Linked DNA regions of Homo sapiens: region 1 is linked to region 2. Evidence: read pairs that join two places in POLR2A ChIA-PET (ENCODE). Cell type or tissue: OCI-LY7. All regions are shown on one strand. Links, peaks and the distances in the headings refer to the core of each region. The heading gives the core; the rest is flanking DNA.

Region 1 (4,383 bases), core at 110-4,109, 340 kb after region 2:
GTAAAACATGTATGTTTGAACAATATGAAATCAGTGCACCTTGAAAAAGAACAGAATAACAGCAATGTTTAGGGAACAAGGGAAGACAACCATAAGGTCTGACTGCCTGCAGGTTCGGGCAAAAAAAGCCATATTTTTCTTCTTGCAGAGAGCCTATAAATGGACATGCAAGTAGGAGAGACGGGGAGGAGATGGTGTTGTTGTTCTAGTTTGAGGGTCGCAGAGCTGGAGACCTGAGGAGGAGCCGGTGTTGATCTAGTTTGAGCATTGGGGAGCTGGAGACCCTGGAGGAGCTGGTGTTGATCCAGTTTGAGGGTCGGGGAGCTGGAGACCTGAGGAGGAGCCGGTGTTGATCTAGTTTGAGGGTTGGGGAGCTGGAGACCCTGGAGGAGCTGGTGTTGATCTAGTTTGAGCATTGGGGAGCTGGAGACCCTGGAGGAGCCAGTGTTGATCTAGTTTGAGCGTTGGGGAGCTGGAGACCCTGGAGGAGCTGGTGTTGATCTAGTTTGAGGGTCACGGAGCTGGAGGCCTGGGGAGGAGCCAGTGTTGATCCAGTTTGAGGGTCGGGGAGCTGGAGACCCTGGAGGAGCTGGTGTTGATCCAGTTGGAGGGTCACGGAGCTGGAGACTGAGGAGGAGCCAGTGTTGATCCAGTTTGAGGGTCGGGGAGCTGGAGACCCTGGAGGAGCCAGTGTTGATCCAGTTTGAGGGTCGGGGAGCTGGAGACCCTGGAGGAGCCGGTGTTGATCCAGTTTGAGAGTTGGGGAGCTGGAGACCCTGGAGGAGCTGGTGTTGATCCAGTTTGAGGGTCGGGGAGCTGGAGACTCTGGAGGACCTGGTGTTGATCCAGTTTGAGGGTCGGGGAACTGGAGACCCTGGAGGAGCTGGTGTTGATCCAGTTTGAGGGTCGGGGAGCTGGAGACTGAGGAGGAGCCGGTGTTGATCCAGTTTGAGGGTCACGGAGCTGGAGACTGAGGAGGAGCCGGTGTTGATCCAGTTTGAGGGTTGGGGAGCTGGAAACCCTGGAGGAGCCGGTGTTGATCCAGTTTGAGGGTCGGGGAGCTGGAGACCCTGGAGGAGCTGGTGTTGATCCAGTTTGAGGGTTGGGGAGCTGGAGACCTGGGAGGAGCTGGTGGTGTTGTTCTAGTTTGAGGTTCACAGAGCTGGAGACCTGGGGAGGAGATGGTGTTGTTCTAGTTTGAGGATTGCAGAGCTGGAGGCCTGGGGAGGAGCCAGTGTTTTTCTAGTTTGAGGGTCCTGGACCTGGAGATTTGAGGAGGAGCTGGTGTTGTTCTAGTTTGAGGTTAGTGGAGCTGGAGAATCGGGGTGGTGCCAGTGTTTTCTAGTTTGAGGGTTATGGAGCTGGAGACCAGGGGAGAAGCTGGTGGTGGTGTTCTAGTTTAAGGGTCATGGAGCTGGAGGCCTGGGGAGGAGCCAGTGTTGTTCTAGTTTGAGGGTCGTGGAGCTGGAGAACTGAGGAGGAGCTGGTGTTGTTCTAGTTTGAGAGTCATGGAACTGGAGACTTGGAGAGGAGCTGGTGTTATTCTAGTTTGAGGGTTGTGGAGCTGGAGACCAGAGAAGGAGCTGGTGTTGTTCTAATTATAGGGTCATGGAACTGGAGAATCAGGGAGGTGCCAGCGTTGTTCTAGTTTGAGGGCTGTGGAGCTGGAGACCTGGGGAGAAGCTGGTGTTGTTCTAGTTTGAGCGTTGTGGAACTGGAGACCCAGGGAGAAGCTGGTGGTGTTGTTCTAGTTTGAAGGTGGTGGAGCTGGAGACCTGGGGAGAGGCTGGTGCTGCTGTTGTAGTTTGAGGGTCATGGAACTGGAGGCGGGGAGGAGCCGGTGCTGTTGCGCTTCATGTCTGAGGGTTATATAGCTGGAAACCCAGGGAGAAGCCGGTATTACCGCTTTTAAAGTCTGAAGGTCGTGGAGCCTGAGGCCCAGGGAGGAGCCGGTGCTGCTCTTCAAATGGACCCTCCCGAGGTCTCCAGCTCCATGACCGTCAAACTACAACAGCAGCACCAGCTCCACCCTGGGTCTCCAGATCCACGACCCGCAAACTGGAACAGCAGCACTGACTCCTCCCCGGGTCTCCAGCTCCATGACCCTCAGACTCGTTCTAGTTTCTGTTTCAACTTTCTGTTGTCTTTTTGAGACAGGGCTCTGTTGCCTCGGCTGTAGTTTTGAACTTTGATGTGAAGGAATTCTCCTGGGTGGCTGCTCCTACACTGCGTTGGGTCTGAGTATCTGCTTGATGTCTATTTCTGTCCTCCATTCTCTCCCTGAGACCCACCCACATTGACATGGTTCATTTTCATTGCTGCGTGATCTCCCGTCTCCATTCTCTTCCTGAGACCCACCCACACTAACATGAGTCTTTTTCATTGCTGCACGATCTCCCGCCGTCTGAGGGGAGCATGGGAAATGTCTTCATCTTCCTGTGGACGAGAGTTCAGCCAGGCTGGGGCCCTGAGGACTGTGCTGCTGGGAATGCTCTTGGGCCTTTCTTTTGTACACAGGTGCACATTTCTCCTGGTCAGTAGCTTTCAGTTTTTACAATTTCATCCCAGGTAAGAAATGTAATTTTCCTCATAACCCACAAAACACACCCTTTCATATGCAGGGATACCAAAAACAATTTCACATCATTCTTAGCAGTGGCTGAGGGTTCCTATTGCTCTCCATTCTTCCCAATCCTTGCATTGATTGGGCTGTGGGATTTTTGCTGTCTGGTGGGTGACACGTGATCCTCATCCTGTTAGCTGAGACCCTCTTCATGTTTTTATTGCCCTTTCCTTCACATTTCCTTTTCTGTGAAGGGCTGGTTCAACTCTTTTTTTTTTGAGACGGAGTCTGACTCTGTCACCTAGGCTGGAGTGCAGTGGCACAATCTTGGCTCACTGCAAGCTCCACCTCCTGGGTTCAAGCAATTTTTCTTCCTCAGCCTCCTGAGTAGCTGGGACTACAGGCATGCACCACCACGCCCAGCTAATTTTTTGTATTTTTAGTAGAGAGAGGGTTTCACAATATTGGCCAGGCTGGTCTCGAACTCTTAACCTCGTGATCCGCCCGCCTCGGCCTCCCAAAGTGCTGGGATTACAGGTGTGAGTCACTGTGCCCAGCCAGGTCTGGTTCAACTCTTTTGCCCAGTTTCCGTTTAGTTGTCTGAATTTTTGCCTTTTTATTTTTTCATTTTTTTTTTTTGAGATGGAGTCTTGCTCTGTCGCCCAGGCTGGAGTGCCGTGGCACGATCTCGGCTCACTGCAAGCTCTGTCTCCCGGGTTCATGCCATTCTCCTGCCTCAGCCTCCAGAGTAGCTGGGACTACAGGCGCCCGCCACCACGCCTGGCTAATTATTATTATTACCATTATTTTGTATTTTTAGTAGAGACGGGGTTTCACCATGTTAGCCAGGATGGTCTTGATCTCCTGACATCGTGATCCGCCCACCTCGGCCTCCCAAAGTGCTGGGATTACAGGCGTGAGCCACAGCACCTGGCACCTTTTTCTTTTATTATTATTATTTGAGACGGAGTCTCATTCTGTCATCCAGACTGGAGAGCAATGGCACAATCTTCGCTCACTGTGGCCTCTGCCTTCCGGGTTCAAGCGATTCTCCTGCCTCAGCCTCCAGAGTAGCTGGGATTACAGGCGTGAGCCACCATGCCCAGCCAATTTTTGTATTTTTAGTAGAGGTGGAGTTTCACCATGTTGGCCAGGCTGGTCTGGAACTCCTGACCTCAGGTGACCTGCCTGCCTCAGCTTCCCAAAGTGCTGGGATTACAGATGTGAGCCACCGCACCTGGCCTGCCTTTTTCTTTTTCAAGAGGACTCTTTATAGATTATGCCCATTCATTCTGATGACTATCTGTGTGGCAAAGATGGGTTTGAATCCACCAGGATGAACCTGCAGGATCCCCTTTCTGGGGTGGGAGAGGAGACAGAGAGGGGTAGAGGGGCATGGAGAATCAGAGCCGAGAGGAGGCTGAGTCAGGCGGGGACTGCAGGCTGCTGTGAGGACATGGCTCCTCCTCTGAGCCAGGTGGGATTAGCAGGGGATTTTACCCAGAGGAGGCATGGGGTCTCCCTTATGTATTTCTGCCATGGTTGGCTCAGTTGAACTCACCTTTTGAACAAGACTTGGCCTTGGCCACCCAGAGGCCCCTGGCCAAGAGCTTGACTCCTGGCACGGCCACTGACACATCCATGTTTGGTGCACACATGGCTGGGCAGCCCCGAGACCGGCTCTGCCTGGGCCTCTCATTGGTGGCATTGCTCGCATTTGTCCCCTCCCAAGTCTGGCCTATTTATGAGCCTCATCACACCTCGGCATGAAGAAGGAGGTTTGGCAAATAACCCATAAAGCATCTTTTAAAAGGTTAATG
Region 2 (4,383 bases), core at 73-4,072:
GTGTCCATCCATCAAAGTATGTTTTTCAGCCACAATGGAATGACATTAGAAATGAGTAACAGGAGGCCAGGTGTGGTGACTCACGCCTGTAAACCCCAGCACTTTGGGAGGCTGAGGCGGGCAGATCACCTGAGGTCATGAGTTCAAGACCAGCCTGGCCAACATAGTGAAACCTCCTTTCTACTAAAAATACAAAAATTAGCCAGGCATGGTGATGCGTGCCTGTAATCCCAGCTACTCGGGAGGCTGAGGCAGGAGAATCGCTTGAATTCAGGAGGCAGAGGTTGCAGTGAGCTGAGATCGCCTCACTGCACTCCAGCCTGGGCAACAAAAGCGAAACGCTGTCTCAAAAAAAAAAAAAAAAAGAAAGAAACGAGTAACAGGAAAAGCTGGAAAATTTGCAAATCTGTGGCAATTAAACAACATACTCTTAACCAATGGGTCAAAGAAGAACTACAAGGGGAGGTAGAAAATACTTAGAGATGAATGAAGACGAGAGCAGAAACTACCAGAATGTATGGGATGGAGCCAGGTTGTGCTCAGGTGGAAATTAACGTCTGTAAACACTGATTTTTTGTAGTTCCTCAGTGTGATGATTTGGTTTCACACTCATGTGAGATGTGCTTTTCTCAAACCTTCTTACAAAGTCAGCGCCTTACCCATCTGACCCCCAAAAACACAGTATGGTCCCCCAGTTCCACTTGCCGTTTCTCTTGTCCTGACAGAAACGTAGGGTTCCTTGACCGCTCTGTGACCTAGCCAGCTGCGTGGTTTTTTTTTTTTTTTTTTTTTTTTGAGACGGTGTCTCGCTCTGTTGCCCAGTCTGGAGTGCAGTGGTGCAATCTCAGCTCACTGCAACCTCTGCCTCCTGGGTTCAAGCAGTTCTCCTGCCTCAGACTCCCAAGTAGCTGGGACTACAGGCGCCCGCCACCATGCTCGGCTAATTTTTGTATTTTTAGTAGAGTCGGGGTTTCACTATGTTGGCCAGGCTGGTTTTGAACTCCTGACTGGGTGATCCACCCGCCTCAGCCTCCCAAAGTGTTGGGATTACAGGCGTGAGCCACCGCGCTGGCCCCAGCTGCGTGTTTTTTCCACATGCTTTTAATCCCAGCTACTCGGGAGGCTGAGGTAGGAGAATCACTTGAATCCAGGAAGCTGAGGTTGCAGTGAGCCGAGACTGAGCCACTGCACTCCAGCCTGGGTGACAGAGGTAGATTCTGTTTCAAAAAAAAAAAAAAAAAAAAAAAAGAACAAGATGCCTGCTTCACCACTGCTATTAAATATTGTACTGAAAGTCCTGCCCAGGGGCAATTACATGAGAAAAAGAAATAAGAGGCATTCAAATGGAAAAGAAGGAAGTAGAACTATCTCTATTCACAGATAACATGATCCTACATATAGAAAATACCAAAGAATACACAAGAAAGCTACTAGAGTTAGTAAACAAATTCAGTAAAGTTGCAGGGCGTAGTATCAACAAGAAAATCAGTTGCATTTCTGTGCACCTGCAACGAACAGTCCAAAAAGGAAATGAAGAAAACGATTCTATTTATAACAACATCTAAAAAGTAAAATGCCAAGAAATAAATTTAACCAAGGAGGTGAAATACTTGCACACTGAAAACTACAACACATTGCTGAAAGAAATTAAAGAAAACCTGAATAAGTGCAAAGGACCCCTCGTTCGCGAGTAGGAAGACAGCATTGTTAAGATGTTAATACTTCCCTAAGCGATCCAAAACAATGTTGAAAAAGAACAAAGTTGGGCCAGACGCGGTGGCTCACCCGTGTAATCCCAGCACTTTGGGAGGCCAACACGGGCGGATTACGAGGTCAGGAGTTCAAGACTATAGGGTCCAGCCCTACTGTGCCTGTGTGTTTTTCTCTTCATGTGCAGAGATGAGAGATCGTAGAAATAAAGACACAAGACAAAGAGATGGAAGAAAAGACAGCTGGGCCCAGGGGACCACTACCACCAAGGCATGGAGACCGGTAGTGGCCCCGAATGCCTGGCTGCACTGTTATTCATTCGATACAAGGCAAGGGGGCAGGTAAGAAGTGTGAGTCGTCTCCAGCGATACGTAAGGTCATGTGAGTCACGTGTCCACCGGACAGGGGGCCCTTCCCTATTTGGTAGCCGAGGCGGAGAGAGAATGGGGACAGCTTATGTCATTATTTCTTCTATGTATTTCTCGGAGAGATCAAAGACTTTAATACTTTCACTAATTCTGCTACTGCTATCTAGAAGGCACAGCCAGGTGTACAGGGCGGAACACGAAAGTGGACCAGGAGCGTGACCGCTGAAGCACAGCATCACAGGGAGACGTTTAGGCCTCCGGATGGCTGCGGGCGGGCTTGACTGATGTCAGGCCTTCCACAAGAGGTGGTGGAGCAGAGTCTTCTCTAACTCCCCTGGGGAAACGAGACTCCCTTTCCTGGTCTGCTAAGCAGTGGGTGTCTTCCCAGGCACTGGCGTTACCGCTAGACCAAGGAGCCCTCTAGTGGCCCTGTCTGGGCATAACAGAAGGCTCACACTTGTCTTTGGTCGCTTCTCACCATGTCCCTTCAGCTCCTATCTCTGTATGGCCTGGTTTTTCCCAGGTTATAATTGTAGAACAGAGATTATTATAATATTGGAACAAAGAGTAATGCTACAAACTAATGATTAATATTCATATATCATCATATCTATATTCTAGTTCCAGTATAACTATTCTTATTCTGTATATTTTCTTTATTATACTGGAACAGCTCGTGCCCTCGGTCTCTTGCCTCGGCACCTGGGTGGCTTGCCGCCCACAGAGACCAGTCCGGCCAACATGATGAAACCCCGACTCTACTAAAAATACAAAAATTAGCCGGATGTGGTGGCGGGCGCCTGTAATCCCAGCTACCTGGGAGGCTGAGGCAGGAGAATCGCTTGAACTTGCGAGGCAGAGGTTGCAGGAGCCGAGATGGCGCTACTGCACTCCAGCCTGGGTGACAGAGCGAGACTCCGTCTCAACAAAAACCCAAAAAACAACAAAAAAAAGTTAAAACTATAAAACTCTTAGGAAAAAAACGGGATAAACCTTCACAACTTTTAATTTGGCAACAGATTCTTAGAAATGACACTAAAAGCACAAGCAACAAGAGACCAACAAAGTGGATGTCATCAAAATAATTTCTGCACATCGGCCGGGCGCGGTGGCTCACGCCTGTAATCCCAGCACTTTGGGAGGCTGAGGCGGGTGGATCGGGAGTTCAACACCAGCCTGGCCAAGATGATGAAACCCCGTCTCTACTAAATATCCAAAAATTAGTCGGGCGTGGTGGCGGGCGCTGTAATCCCAACTAAACTCTGGAGGCTGAGGCAGAGAACTGTTTGAACCCAGGAGGGGGAGGTTGCTGTGAGCCAAGATCGCGCCAGTGCACTCCCGCCTGGGCAACAGAGTGAGACTCTTGTCTCAAAAAATAATAATTTTTGCACTTCAAAGACAGTATCAACTGAATAAAGAAGCAACCCACAGGAAGATTTGAAAATAACATATATGACAAGGGATTGAGATCTAGATTATTTATTATTTAGTTATTTTTTTTTGAGACAGAGTCTCGCTCTGTTGCCCAGGCTGGAGTGCAGTGGCGCGATCTCGGCTCACTGCAAGCTCCGCCTCCTGGGTTCACGCCATTCTCCTGCCTCAGCCTCCCGAGTAGCTGTGACTACAGGTGCCCGCCGCTACGCCTGGCTAATTTTTTTTTTTTTTTGAGATACAGTCTCCATCTTTTGCTTAGGCTGGAGTGCAATGGCACGGTCTCAGGTCACTGCAACCTCTGCCTCTCAGGTTCAAGTAATTCTCCTGCCTCAACCTCCCGAGTAGCTGAGATTACAGGCGCCTGCCACCACGCCCAGCTAATTTGTGTATTTTTAGTAGAGACGAGGTTTTACCATGTTGGCCAGGATGGTCTCGTTCTCTTGACCTTGTGATCTGCCCGCTTTGGCCTCCCAAAGTGCTGGGATTACAGACATGAGCCCCTGTGCCCGGCCGAGATCCAGATGATTTTTTTTTTTTTTTTTTGAGACGGAATCTCACTCTGTCGCCCAGGCTGGAGTGCAGTGGCGTGATCTTGGCTCACTGCAAGCTCCGCCTCCCGGGTTCACGCCATTCTCCTGCTTCAGCCTCCCAAGTAGCTGGGACTATAAGCAGCCACCACCACGCCCGGCTAACATATATATATATATATATATATATTTGTATTTTTAGTAGAGACGGGGTTTCACTGTGTTAGCCAGGATGGTCTTGATCTCCTGACCTCGTGATCCACCCGCATCGGCCTCCCAAAGTGCTGGGATTACAGGCGTGAGCCACCATGCCCGGCCAATCCAGATGATTTTTAAAAATCATA

What was found. ChIA-PET counts read pairs that join two places held together with the same protein. Peaks named below come from ENCODE experiments on the same cell type or tissue, not always from the same donor. Only the 100,000 strongest peaks of a DNase experiment are listed, where the experiment ranks them.
Region 1: POLR2A ChIA-PET joins it to region 2 with 7 read pairs; 5 of 35 experiments call an interaction of 5 or more read pairs at or near these places.

The regions. Positions count from the first base shown.
Region 1 is chr9:136,775,189-136,779,571 of GRCh38, reverse strand. No RefSeq gene overlaps it. Among named protein-coding and RNA genes, the nearest start is that of LCN15, 13 kb to the right of the region's middle. In OCI-LY7, for the core only: no CTCF peak of the experiment used is centred there; no DNase peak of the experiment used is centred there.
Region 2 is chr9:137,119,795-137,124,177 of GRCh38, reverse strand. LOC124902353 (small nucleolar RNA U13) reads left to right here and starts at 570; the gene lies at 570-669. In OCI-LY7, for the core only: CTCF peaks have their summits at 2,504 (motif pointing left) and 2,709; DNase peaks (open chromatin) are centred at 587, 1,487, 2,054 and 2,352; H3K4me3 peaks cover 2,757 bases; H3K27ac peaks cover 3,887 bases.